Regions from separate parts of the Homo sapiens genome. Here region 1 is linked to region 2. The links are chromatin contacts, found by POLR2A ChIA-PET in ENCODE. All regions are on one chromosome and are shown on one strand. Each heading gives the region's core, a stretch centred on a gene start or an enhancer-like site at or near the end of the contact. The rest is flanking DNA. Distances are from core to core; before and after follow the strand shown. Region 1 overlaps USP10 (ubiquitin specific peptidase 10). Region 2 overlaps MLYCD (malonyl-CoA decarboxylase).

Region 1 (7,135 bases), core at 2,945-5,444, 810 kb before region 2:
TTTGACTTCAACCTGCTTTTCAGAAACCAGGGGAGATATGGCGGGAGGGGAATACTTAGTTTCCACATAGGCCACCGGCGAGGAGGAAGAGGGCTTAGAATCATGAAAGAGGCTGGCCCAGGACTTGGGCTGGCTGACAGGAAGGGTGCCTGATGCAGAGCCCGTGCCGTCAGCAGGAGGTGATGCACTCTCGGGTTTGGTTGGGTCCAAGTCTATGCTTTCCGTGGTGTGCAACTCCACCCCGTTGGTAGCTGTGCCCTCACCCGAGGATTCAAGTATTTGTCCATTAGCAACTCCAAGGTTTTCAGTAGTATCGGTACCAACGCAGGGCTGAGCCCCAGCTGTCCTTGACAGGGTGTCTCTGCCAGCCTCTGCAGGGAAGCAGGACTGACCAAAATCAGCCCCGGGGCCCCCCTCTGGCTGCCCTGCAGTCCTGGTGTCACTGCCGAGTGCTCCGGGGAAAGGACTGTCAGGCACAATGTCACTGACAGAGTCTGTGGAGTTCTGGGGGCTGTTACAAGTCCTGGGCGTAACTGACGGGGGCATGTCACCCATAAATTCTGCATCCTCTGCACTGACACTGTTCGGGACTGCTGAATTGGCATGGCCATTGACCAGGGCTTCTGTGGAGATACTATCATCGCCACCATCTTTCAAATAGCTGTAATATCCAGGTGGCCGCTTTTTCTTCTTTTTACGCTCCCTTTGTCCAAGACCACCTGAGACACCATCATTTTCCAAAACTTCCGCCTCCACATTAGAACTTCCATCCAAAGCGAGGGCAGAGCCTGGGTACTGGCAGTCGATGGAGCCATAGCTTGCTTCTTTAGTGATACCATCAGGGGTTATTTTGGAAGCTGTACAACCGAGAATAAATTCAGGGGCCTGAGGGTTCAGTGTGCTTGAAATACTGTAGCTGGGGGTTCTCGGCAAAGTGTCACTGGGTTCAATGACTTCATCGACACCAAACTCAATTCTCTGATATTCTTGTCCTGTTTAGAAAGAAAACTATTAGTTAAGAACCCAGTTCTACAAACTCTAAGTACCAGTAATTACTCACTTTCTCTTTGAAAATAAAAACCTTAAGTTCTCTTCCTAATCAACAAATCTATTACGTCCTTTACTTACGCTGAACAATTTGCGGAAAATGAAACAACTATAAAATTATTATTTAATTTGGGGATATGAAAAGCAGAAGCCTGTACTTATCTTTCTAGCTAAGGAAGGCTTTCAGAAGGTAGAAATTAAAATAAATTTGTAATAAAAAGCAAGTAATATTTTGCCAATTTTAAAAATACCCCCCAGTGGAATCTGACTTTCTTATAGCTGCCTTATGCCTGAGATAAAGGAATATGTATTTTGGACAACTTAAATTTTAAAAGATCATGACAACTAACTTAGGGACTTAAAACATGGTTAAATCAGCTTCTGTAGTTAACGTGATTTGATTAATTCCAAAAACATGAACTACGCAAAGAATCCTATACATACTGGATAGGAGAAATTAGAAAGTATAAATTTAAAAACAAAAAAAAAAGATGTCAAAAAAAGATTCAACAACAACAACAACAACAACAAAGAATCCTATATATAAAAGCGCACTTCAGAGCACTCTTCTGAATTCTCTATCTCTTGGTCTCCTCCGCTGGTAACCTTCAATTAAGTCTGAAAAATGGCCCTGACATGAACACATGCAAACGTCCTCTAAATAAATTCACACTGGATTAACCCCATGGGTGGTAAAGCCTTCCAAAAATACCAAAAGAAAAAGTTAGAATTGTGAACTTTTAAATATCTCTTGGGAAGCCTTCAATACTTCCTTCCCAGTTAACCACAATCCACATAATTCATTCCTGCTAAGACAGACGTATTTTTATAGTTTACACCTCTGAAATCAGGTTAAGTTTTAGAATCAATTGTGTCTTTCAACAGAAATCAAGCATCAATGTCACCTTATATTTGATAAAAAGTTACACATTTTGAAGTTAAGGGAAGGACACATGCCTTATATTTCATCTTTAATGCATGAAGATTTCTTCCAGGCTAGCATTAAGGGGCCAATTTTTTTTTCAAGGCATCTATCTTAAGAAAAGAAACTAATACCCAAAGAACGGTGTTCTACTGCGGAGAACTGAATATATTTTACCTTGAAAGGACCCCTAGAAATCTTTTTGTAGAAGAAAAAATACAGACGCTGAGAGGGGCCAGTTACGTGCAAGTGAGTGTGCAGGAGGCTGGAGCTACACAGCCTCCCGAGGCCTCCTGAATCTTCGTATGCTTTAGAATCACAGCCCCCGACTGTGGGGGGTGAAGGGTGGTGGCAGCACAATCCTGCCCCAACAAGAGAAAGTTCCTGGAAAAGAACACTGATGACGATTACACCTAACAGCAAGTTTATGCATGAAGTCACGACCATCTAATTCCTTTGGCTACTATTTATTTTTTGTTTCCTTACTTTGAAAAGAATATCAAGGGGAAATGAATTTATTATCATATGTAGGGGCTGGCTGTTCATTTTGGTTCCATACATCCCCTATTCCCTGATGTTCTGGGGCCGTCAAGGCTCCCCAGATTGAAACGGGTGTGCCTGGGGCGGAAGGCTCCATGTGGAGCCTGCCCTTTGAAGGCTGTGAAATCACATTAGAAACTAGAACGTGTTGTGTCATTCAGCTTATGCAAGACTGATTATTTCTAAGACACAGATGTGCTGTACACATCTCAATTCTCAATCTTATCAGAACATAAAACATTCTAGAATGTGATGTAACGTGAACAGAACCATTTCAGTATGTTATAATTAGTATCAAACATTTACTCAATACCATGTTTGATCATCTCACTAGAAGGCAGATTCCTAGCCAGCACAGTTCCTCTTCTTATGGAGGAACACTCACAATGGACGCCATGTGCCTTGCACCGCATGGCAGAGAGCTCAGAGCCCAATGTGCCAGGCAGACGAAGTGCAGGACGGCCTGCACGCTTGGCTTCAACAACCCAATCAATACATTAGGAAGATGGAAACTCAATACTCAGGTAATGCAGGCAGAGGCTCTTAAAACCACGAATCCTAACACAGCATTTCTCCAAGGCTGCTCACTGCAGTACATGCAGTAGAGAGGACTGGACTACAAGGCAGGGGGCGAGGGAGGGAAATATACAGAGATTAGTGACACAAGGGCCCTGCTCAGAGAGTTCACATTTATTAGGGAGACAAATACAAACAACTGAGAATGAAAACATGGAGGGAGGGGAGAGAAAGCTGTGAATAGCTTTAGAAAAAGGATTCTTCTGGATGCAGGAAACAGTGATCAACTTCTATCAGAAACTAGAGAGGTCAGTGGAACTTGATGGATCACTGAATTGCTAAGGGCAGGGTGAAGGAGTGGTATCTCAAGCTTTAGGAACATCTAAAACAGGCAGTGCTTGAGGTGAAGGACAACCATTCACCTTGATGTGATTATTACTTGTTGTATGCCTGTATGAAAATATCTCATGTACCCCATACATATATACACCTATTATGTACCTACAAAAATTAAAATATAAAAAAATTAAAAAACACAAAAATAGAAAAGGCCGAGATCTAAAAGGGAAGCCACGATGAGGTGCCTCTGCAAAGGGCTTGCTGCAGCTGGAGGTAGTGGGAGGGAGCAGAATAAAGCATCCTAAACCATTCATCCAACAAATGTACTGAGGGCTTACAACATTCCAGATACTACAGGCGCAGTGACAGACACAGAGAAATGGATCCTGCCATCAGCAGCTGAGCAGGCTGGAAAGAGAGGCAGGTCCATGACAGTGCCCACAGGCTCTGTACAGTCGAACAGGCACTGGAAGAGAAACTAATGTCATGGAAACACAAGATACCCAGAAAGGCTGCAGAGAAAAGCAGGCCTGTCACTAACTGTGCAAACTGGTGGCAAGATTCCAGTCGTGTTTTTGGCAGAAAAAAGGCAGGACTTAGAGGGAACAGAGTAAAGAATGGAGAAAAAGGGCCAAGAAGCAGTCACTGAAAAGGGCAGGCAGGCTGGAAGGAGGGAGGGGGAAGCAGAACTCCAGAGGCTGGGGGAGCTGGTGGTGCCCACTGCACAGGGAGGAGGGTGAACTCAAAGAAGTGATGTGCATGGGAACATCATGGGGCATTTGTAAGCACTGGTTCAACATGAGCAGCATGCTCACCACGTGCAAAGCACACAGTGACAGAGGAAGTCCCACTGACTCAGATGTCTGAGAGGTTGACATCAGCCAATTAAAAGGTGGCTCAGGAGGCTGAGCAGCCCGGCTTCCCGGTCCCTCAAGCTTCATTCATTTTATTACTTGTCCTAAGCTATTGTTAGATCTGCTCTTTCCCTTATGGTCTCCCACATTTCTTATAAATCTAAAATTTTAGATATAATCACTCCCTGATGTTACTGGAGATAAAACGTTTGGTTAGTCTTTTCAAGGCTTCTATTGAAGCCTAAATTGTAATTAAAACCCCTTTCATAAGTCTGACCATGCTAACTGAACAGGGAATCCAAACCTCTAACTCTCAAAGAAAAAGTTTGGCATCAGTTTCCTGGAGGCCAGTAAGGGCCTTTAAAGTGATTCAGATTGAAAAATGATCTCGACAAGTTTGAATTGTGCAAGGGCAGCCTGCAATCAATAATTAAACAACCTTGTTGGTATTCCAACGCTGGGTACTTAAGCAATACAAAATCATTGCATCTCCATAAGCACCATCTCTGGCAATCAGCTTAGTGCCTGTGATGGAGACCCAAAAAAGTAACAGACCAGGAGGTGAAGAGTTGACCTGAGTTCCCAAGAGTCAGCGACAGACCAGGACATGAATGTGAACTGCAAGAACAACAGATGCCAGCTGCCCCTTAGTTTACAAAGAACACAGGCTCAGAAGCTAGCTGGCGCTGGAGCCAGCAGGCTGCTTAGCAACAAGACCCAAAGTTCGCTTCAACTCCAGCATGTGCTGATGAAGAGTAACATACCTGTTGCACTCAGAACTGTTAGGAAAAAAAGAACTCAACAACCATTTCCTAAACTAAATCTTACATGGCTGGCACTCCGAAGCACAGGATACGCTTTAAAACCAATTCACTAGTCAAAGTGATTCAGCAATTAAATACATTACAGTTTACAGCAAAAACTTCAAGCTACAAAGAAATGTTTATTCAAATGGGAAACAATGTTTACAGGTAGCCTGCCCACCCAGCACGTATGGCCAAATTCCCTTCAGGGAAATAAGGAGAGAACTAGCTTACCATCAGGTAGTTTATCCACAGCCTGTGTGCCACACAGAACTGTTCCACTGTATGGAGGAAGCTGCACAAGGAATCAGAAAACAAATTTTAATTCAACAAAATGTTAAAACCAACGCTTACCATTTAATTAAGGCAACAATTCATTAAAACTCTTAATCCATACAACTTTGCATGCCGTTACTTCTAGCAGAATAACATACATGAAGAGTCAGTGCAATCTAAATCATCTTCATTTAACGAAAAAAACACAATAGAAATGCTTTCAAATATTTATCACTATTAAACAGATCCGAAAATGAAGCCAAAAGGAATAAAAATGAACTCCAATGGACATGTAAATCAGCTACAATGAAATGCTTATGATACATCCTTCTTTCCACAGGATGTCAGTGACTGACCATCCAGACCACAGACACTTTTGTTTGTGCACTAGCGAAGATGACTCTTCCTGACTGCACCTCTTATTCACGATCACTACATTGCAACACAGCCAGTAGAGGCTGGGACCAGGTCCATGGTCGGAGAGCAGAGGAAAGCGCACTATAAACAAAAAGCCTGGTGACTGCAGCTCCCTTTTTAACACAGTGCCTTAATTAACTACATTAACAGCTAGAAGTCACATTCCTTGTTTGGCAGACAGAAAGCAGAATGGGAACTGTCTGACTTCTTTGTAAAAAGCTGAAAGGTTATCTCAAAAATAACTTAAATTTTTCTTCTTCCTAGCTATTCCATAACATTTATTTAAGAGTTGGAAATGCTTCCAATGGACACATTGGGTGTAAGAAAGTTTAGGAAGGGGCAGGGCATGGTGGCTCATGCCTGTAATCCCAGCAATGAGGGAGGCTGAGGTGGGTGAATCACTTGAGGTCAGGAGTTCTAGACCAGTCTGGCCAACATGGTGAAACCCCATCTCTACTAAAAATACAAAAAATCAGCTGGGCGTGGTGGCAGGCACCTGTAATCCCAGCTACTTGGGAGGCTAAGGCAGGAGAATCGTTTGAACCTGGGGGATGGAGGTTGCAGTGAGCCGAGATCGCGCCACTGCACTCCAGCCTGGGCAATAGAGCAAGACTTTGTCTCAAAAACCAAAACAAAACAAAACAAAAAAAAAACAAACCCTGTCTCTACTAAAAAATACAAAAAATTAGCCGGGCATGGTGGTGGGTGCCTGTAGTCCCAGCTACTCAGGAGGCTGAGGCAGGAGAATGGCGTGAACCCGGGAGGCGGAGCTTGCAGTGAGCCGAGATAGTGCCACTGCACTCCAGCCTGGGCAACAGCACAAGACTCTGTCTCAAAAAAAAAAAAAAGGTTTAGGAAGAAAAGGGGTAAGGTAAGCAGAGAGATAAACTGCTACCTGAGGGCAGAACAAAAGAACAAAAAGACATTCTGGTGCAGCACTTCCCAAAGTCTGTTCACTGCAGTACAAAGGCCAGTGCAGGAACGGCCCTAGGGCCGCAAAGTTCAGAGGCTCCTAGGTAAGTCTCATGCCCAATACTGTATGAGAGCTGCTGCTTGATTGGCTTCCTCAGCTGAGTTCTCCAATGAGATCTCAGCACACCAATTCAATAATCACAGCAATAAAAGCTTCTCTCTGCTAGTAACGCAGTAAGTTCTCTTCCCAGAGAATTATGACAAACAGGAAAACACAGGGCAATTCAAAAGAAGCCAACACCTTCAGGAGTTGACAGCTGCACTTATCTCCACCACCAGGGGGCAACCTAGTACGCATCACGTTGACACCCAGAAGAAAGCATTCTGTATGCTGAGATGGGCTACACTAGCCTTGGCACCCGCAAGGCAAAGACCATTCCACACACCAGCATTGATGCTGGCAGGCACCTGGAGCAGAGAGGTGGGTCTATAAGGGCAGTGGACACAGC
Region 2 (6,937 bases), core at 68-2,567:
GAAGTCGAGATGACCTCACACCACAAGGTGACATGTTGGTGGTTCCAACGTGCTAATCTCTGATGCATCACACTTGTGAATTGGCCACTTCCAGTGCAGTTACAAATGAGATTTTAAGTGAAAGCTTAATAAGTATTTTGGAGCTCTGGAAGGCCTGCAGGATTTGGCTGGTCCCCAATGCCACTGTGCCAAGCAGAGGCCAGGTTCTGCTGGGGTGCCCCAACTCCTGGTCACATAGGGAAGTTCCTCCTCCCAGGACGCCAAGGTCTGGCTTCTACCTGCATGTAGCTTCTCCTTCTGGTCCCAGTGCTTATCACTGGGGTTTCCAGAACACATCTCTAAGAGTCGGGCGTGGTGGCTCACACCTGTAATCCCAGCATTTTGGGAGGCCAAGGCGGGTGGATCACTTGAGGTCAGGAGTTCGAGACCAGCCTGGCCAACATGATGAAACCCTGGCTCTATTACAAACACACAAAAAATTAGCCAGGCATGGTGGTGTGTGCTTGTAGTCCCAGCTACTCAGGAGGCGGAGGCAGGAGAATTGCTTGAACCTGGGAGGCAGAGGTTGAAGTGAGCCAAGATGGCCCCATTGCACTCCAGCCTGGGCGACAGCGCAGGACTTAGATAAACCCAGGGCAAAGTGCACTTTGCATGTCTAGAGGCAAAATTCTTCAAAGGATTGCCCAGGGTGTGAGATGTGTGATAATCTGGTGGCTCCTGGACGAAGCAATAATCTCATTTAATCCTTTTCCAATTCTTGCTCCTTTATGAGTCTTTTGAGGACTTTCTGAGTCCTCAAAGAGAAAGTCTGTTTGGTAATATACGTTTAAAAAACCTTAACATTTATTAATCCTCCCCCGCCAACCCCGATTTTTTTGAAGAGAGAAAGCAAATGTATCTAACTGAAGTTTAATGCTGTTTTGTTTTTATATTACTTTTTACTTTTAGCTTCTACTTAATAAAAAAATCCAGCTTGTATTGATGGGAGGGATATAAAAAAATTGCGACAGTGCTCAGCAAATGACTGGTGTTTGGGACCCGTGGCCTCTAGATTTAGCGGAGTTTCGATCTGTGATCTGGGCTCCATGCCTGAGACAGAAAGTCATGCCCTCAGTCAGCCCGACTTGAGACCGATGTGAAGCGACTGGAGGGGGCCCTCTGGGACATTTGCAAATGACCACGCCCCTGCTGTACTGCAAACGACGACTGGGCAAGGAGGAGCTGACCACAGGAGGCTCGGACTGGGAGCCAGAAGATTCCCCCGGGGAAGCTTCAGAAAGCAGGAAGAGCAGCTGGTTTGGGCAGTCCCAAATGCCTGCTCTAGCTCTGAGTATCGTTACCTAATCCCTGTGAGAGAGTGGGGAGCGGCTGTGCAAGTTCCGAGTGCAGGTATGCTACCTGTTAGGATTTTATTTTTTTATTTTTATTTTTTTTTGAGACGTAGTCTCGCTCTGTCGCCAGGCTGGAGTGAGTGGCGCCATCTCGGCCAACTGCAACCTCCGCCTCCCGGATTCAAGCGATTCACCTGTTAGGAATTTTAACATTCAGCGCCCAAGCGCAGAGCAGAGGAGGCTGGAGGGGCGCAACACCGCCATCTCGCGGCGACGGGGTGCACAGCGCTTGCGAGGACCCAGACTGGGATCCATCTGTCCCAGAGACTCATTTTCAGCATCAAAGTGCGTCCCTGCGCTGTCCGTAAAGAGCCTGCCATGCGGCAGGTACCGCGCAGGACTCCAGACCTGCCTTATCTTTTGAGATCCCCACAGCCCCTGAAGGAAGGGACCACTAATATCAACATTCACAGGACGAAATCGGAGGTGTCCTTGTGTTCACAGCTGGGCAGCCCACCCAGCTCAAGGGGGGACTTGGGGAACGCTGTCTAGCCTGCGAGAGGTGGAAGTGGGCTCCTGAGAAGGGCGGCCGCGTGTGGCTTCACCGTCCCCTTTTGGGTTTAAAGGGAACTTCCCCGGATGGATTAGGTGTCACGGCAGCAGTGTGAGAATGGAAGCGCCCAAGCCCGTCCCCTCGGCCAGCCCCTTCAGCTCTCTGGGCCTCAGTGTCGTCACCCGTCAAACGGGGACAGGGACCCTCCTTCCCAGTGCAGGGTGGGGTCCGAGTGAGCTAGGGCAAGCCAGCGTTCAGTGCAGGGCAACTGGGGTCTGAGTCCTTGGGGAGCTGGGCTTGGAGAAAGTGAGATCTCGTGGGCTCTGGGAGGGAGGGCCTGTGCTCTGTTCCCACACAGCACCCCCAGCGGCAGGGCTCCTTGGGGAGGCCAGACCAGGGCCAGGCGTGGCCAGAAAGACCCTGCCTTTAAGGGGCTGTGGAACCCTGGGCAAGGAGTGTACCCAAGTAACCAGCGTGGCCCCAGGCCAGGGGTCCCCTCTGCAAGTGTCACATTGGAGGGGGCCCTGATGATCTTGCAGACCCTGCAGCCACCTCGGGCCAGAAGCGAAGCAGGGTCCCTGCCCTCAGAGAGCGTCTAGTCTAGTGGAGATACACACATGAAACTGCCTTGTTTAGAAGCTACCAGGAAGGAGAGGCCCCAGTGAGAAGACGGCAAATAAAGGGGGACTGTGACCTAGTCAAGCCACCAGGGAAATCTTCCTGAGGAGAGGACGATGGATGAACTTTGGAGGCAGAGTGGGCATTGCCTGGGAGGCAGGGAGGGGAGAGCGTTTCAAGAAGAGGGAGGAGCATGTGCCACGCAGGAAGGAGGGAGGACAGGGAGTCCCAGACTGAGGGAGGACAGTGCCAGGAGGGCCTGGAAAAGCAGAGGGGAGGGTCAGGCCACAGCAGGCTTGAGAGGCCACGGAGGGGGCTGTGTGTGACAGGGAGGGTGACGGGGATGGTGGGAGGTAGGAAAGGAGAGGAGAGATGGAACCTGATTTGCATTTCACAATGACAACTCTGCCTGCTGGGGTGGAGAAGGATCTGGAAGAGTCTGGCGTAGGCAGGTGGGCAGAGCACCTGCGAGGTTAGTTAATGCACATAATCAGGAAGGAGACTTTGTAACCTGGGCCAGGGAAATGAAGAGAACAAGGCCAGTGGTCTGTCCAGGGGCCCGGGGACGGGTGGGAGGTGGGGGTGAGGGGAGCCCCAGGGATGGCACCCAGGCTTCTGTGTTACACAGTTGGAGGTGGCCTCGCCAGGAAGGAACAGCTGGAGGAGGCCAGGTTTTGGAGGGAGGGCATCTGCATTCAGCCTTGGCCGTGCTGAGCCTGAGCTGCTGCTGAGCTATGCAGGGGAAACACACAGGTATGGGGTGTCTGTGTCACCAGTGAGGGGACTGTGCAAGTGACTGTCCTAACTGAACACTTCAGAGTGAAAAGAAGCTCTGTTAACAATGATGCCACACCAGGGCCCCAGACAGGGCCTGTCCCCGGCAAACAGGGGCACTAGTGCCCTTGCTATCGGTAGTTAGGAGACAGCAGAGACACGGATGGGGGTGAGATCCTTAGAGAAGGAGGGGACTCCCGGAAGCCGAGAGGAATGGCTGACTAAGAGTGGCGGAGCACAGGTGGGGATGGCCAAGAGGGTGTGCATCTGTGCCAGTGCCGGGAGCATTTGGGAAGTGCAGTGTGGCCCACGGTGGCCCCTGGCCATTGCTGAGGGGGAACCTGGCTGGATGTACCCCCTAGGAGGTCACCGGGGGCCTCGGTGAGAGCTGGCAAGGAGAGGTGGCATCGTGAGCCACACTGGGGTGGAGACTGCAAATGGCCAGTTCTCTCTGGAGCAGCGCCGCTTAAATAAACATGGCTCTGGCATCTTTGAAGGCAGCTCTCTGGTCTTCTCTCCTGCGAAAGTGCTCAAGGAGGCAGTAACTCACGTTCAGGGGGTGCTGTCTGAGCAGCAGGAGTGAGGGCTGCCTTTCTTCAGTGAACCAAAAATATTTGCCAAGCCTCTCCTATGTGCCAGGCGATGGAGACAGATTTACGGCAACAGACGTGAGAGAACAAGCCGGGGGTTCAAGCCTCTGTCACAGACGCACGGGAGCTTCAGAAGCAAGCGCTCCTGCTGGGTGGGATACGGCCCACTCCATCTCCCCCGCTCTAGGAACTGCCTGGGCCACTCATCTCCCCTCGTCAACATGAAGAGGTGACGCCAGCTGTTCTACTCAACTGCTCCGGAGAGACACCTGCTCTGGGTGCACTCACCACAGGGCCAGATCCCCCATCTCCAAACCGGGCCAACCATCGTTCCCACCACGGCCCGGGCTGAGTCTGGGGTCATGAGAGGAGGCTGTCTCTGTGGCGGCGGAGCTGTGCACTGCCTGCTTCCTGCACGAGAGCCAGGTCCGGGTTCCTCCTGTCTTCCCGTGGTCTGGCTGCCCCTCGCTGGCCTGGATTTTATGCTTTGGTGGGAGCTCAGCTTCTCTCCCTGGCAGCCGAGGGCTCGGACCGATACGGCCAGCACTGTGCATGCCCGGGTTTGAGAGAAGCCACCCCAGCCTGGGGTTGTCTTCCACAGACCCCCGCCCCCTTGCCAGAATGTCAGCACCCTAACACCCCCTGTCCTCAGTCTCTCAGCCCAGCCGGGCTACCTTTCTGACCTATTCCCCTCCAGGCTTGCCAAAACCTGCGGCCCACTCTGTTCTGCCCACTGCTGGCCTTCTCCTCTCTGGGCCTTTGCGTGGGTCTCCCCACGTACGGTCAGGAGGTGGACCAGTGCGGTGGAAGGAGAGCTGGGTGGTGGTCGGGCCTGGGTTTGAGTCCCAACTCTGCCCTCACCAGCTGCTCAGCCCTCTCCCAGCTCGCCGCCTCATCGCCTCATCTCTAAGTGAGGAACACTCGCTCCAGCTTCAGGGCTGGACACGGTGATCCTCTAGGGAAGGAGGCAGGCTGGAACCAGGAACGTGTACAGAGAATGCCTGGCCCAGAGCAGAGAATCTCGTTTCTCTCTGCCTTCCTCAATGATCAAGAACTAGCCAGGCGGGAAACGCAAATGCAATGTGGAAATAAACCAAACAAAGGCGAGACAGAGATCTAGGGTCACCTCTGTGAGTCCGCTAAACTGCAAATGAGGCAGACTTTCTGTGGTGAAATCATGGGCAGCTTTTGTTTCTAAGAGTAGATCAAAATGGACTTCATATTTCTGTAAGCGCCTCAGAATCCAATTGGAAATCACAGAGGTGTTTGCTCGATTTAAATCTTTAGTACACCTCATGTTTAATTTCAAACAGAGCTCAGAATAAGCACATGCCTGCACAGAGCACTGAGATTCCCTCACTTCTGAGGCCACACAGAACGAGGAGGAGGGAAGCCCTCTTGGGAGCAACTCTTGGTTGTTCTTGCCCTGGAGGTCAGTGAAGGTCAAGCCCTCAGAGGGAAGGAGGGATGGAGAGGGTAGAAAGAGAAAGACACAGAGAGACAGAGAGGCCTCAGAGTGACCACAGGGAGTTCAGATTCTGAGGCCCTGCAGAGCCAGTCTGGAGCTAGCCGGTGGCCTGGGCTCTCCCTGAGGAGTATGACAAGGGTGCTCAGCCATCAGGGGTCAGGAGGTCCCCTCAAGCCCCTGTGCAATGCCGTGTCCACAGGAGCCATTCCCACCTCTCCCGGGAACGAATGATCCACTTAGTCACCTCTTAGAAATTGTGAGAAGCCAGAAAACCAACAAATATTCAAATATCCAAATAAGGACTGAAAGATCCCAGAACCCGCATTCAGGTGAGCAGGATGGTGGCGCCCAGGTCCAGATGTAGAAACGCCCATCATGACAGGGACTGCTCTGCTTCCCAGGGCAGGCATCAGTTAACTGCTTTATATACATCGTCTCCTTTGAGCCTCTCAGCAGGCTGTGGGGTCGGTACTATGGTTACTGCCACTTAAAGATGAGGAAACTGAGGCAAAGCAAGGGTAGGTGGCTTGCCCTGGGCCACCCAGCTGGAAGTGGTGGGGCCAGCATTTGAACTGGGCACTGGCCGGAGCCAAAGTCTACAGCTCCCTCCATGGTGCCTCACGCTGCATTTCAGAAGAAAAAGGAGCCCATGAACAGGTGAGAGCAGGTGCACCCCAACTCCAGTGGCACCCCTCAAGTCTGAACCCCAGCAGGGTGCATGGCTGGGCCTCTTGTGAAACCCTGTGGGTGGGATGGAGGGAGCTGGGGAGCATCTGATCCACAGATGACAGGGCTCCAAGAGATAAGGAGAGCCGGAACTTAGGTCTCGGATACGGGGGGAATGGAGCAGAGTAGCTCCTGAGATGGGACGGGACGCGGGCTCCGGAAGCACAGGTCGGGCCTCAGACTGAGATGGGGAACACTCGGGGGGGCAGGCTCTGTGGCAGGGGTGGGGTTGTGACTTCAGCCTTGAACCTGGGACACAGTGGAAAGCACTCATGACAATTTATTGTGCAGCTACGGTGAGCCCAACACTGCTGGGCACTTTCCAGAGGAAGACACTGTGGTCACAGTTGTTGCCCAGGGTTCCTGAGAGCAAGTGGGATGGAAACCAGGTCTGTGAGACTGAGCCCCTGCCCTCTTAGCCACTGTGTTCCCCTTGTGACGATGTCACCTGGGCACTGAGTAGCACTTTCCTGTAGGGTGTAGTTCAGAACACTAGGACCCAGTGAGTAGCCTATCACCCTCAGACCTGGCCGCTGTCTGCTTTTGTTCTGCTTTTGTCTCCTCTGCACTGCCACTGTGGGAAAGATGACATGTGTAAGAATGGGTGGTCAGATCATCCCTCAGGAAAAGCGAGGAGCTGGAAGCCACCTGCCTTTCTAGAGGTTCTACAGTAAGAGTGAGACGTAAACAGATGATAAGAGGTTTGTAACACCCATGAAGTGAGGGGAATATTGGTTCAGTGCAGTATCATAGAGGGACGACAGGCTCTTTCTCCTTATGATGGGGACTGAGGCATGGAGAAGGGATGTTAATACATCCATCCACCCATCCTAACATCCTCCGCCATCAATTCATCTGTCCCCCATCCATCCATCTT

What was found. ChIA-PET counts read pairs that join two places held with the same protein, here RNA polymerase II (POLR2A).
Region 1: POLR2A ChIA-PET joins it to region 2 with 11 read pairs in PC-9. The contact joins two enhancer-like sites. POLR2A ChIA-PET finds 5 or more read pairs at or near these places in 2 of 52 experiments (PC-9 and WTC11).

Annotation. Positions count from the first base shown.
Region 1 is chr16:84,738,490-84,745,624 of GRCh38, reverse strand. It overlaps USP10 (ubiquitin specific peptidase 10), which reads right to left. Exons shown (of 14, transcript NM_005153.3): 3 at 5,256-5,316; 4 at 1-992. Among named protein-coding and RNA genes, the nearest start is that of USP10, 42 kb to the right of the region's middle. RefSeq lists a silencer at 5,628-5,922 and an enhancer at 6,884-6,933. Within about 2 kb of position 4,194, at least 7 of the 41 ENCODE cell types and tissues checked have a DNase peak (open chromatin) inside an H3K27ac peak, as active enhancers do.
Region 2 is chr16:83,921,496-83,928,432 of GRCh38, reverse strand. It overlaps MLYCD (malonyl-CoA decarboxylase), which reads right to left. Exons shown (of 5, transcript NM_012213.3): 5 at 1,402-6,937. LOC105371372 (a long non-coding RNA gene) reads left to right here. Exons shown (of 2, transcript XR_007065147.1): 2 at 1-4,973. Among named protein-coding and RNA genes, the nearest start is that of MLYCD, 26 kb to the right of the region's middle. Within about 2 kb of position 1,317, at least 12 of the 41 ENCODE cell types and tissues checked have a DNase peak (open chromatin) inside an H3K27ac peak, as active enhancers do.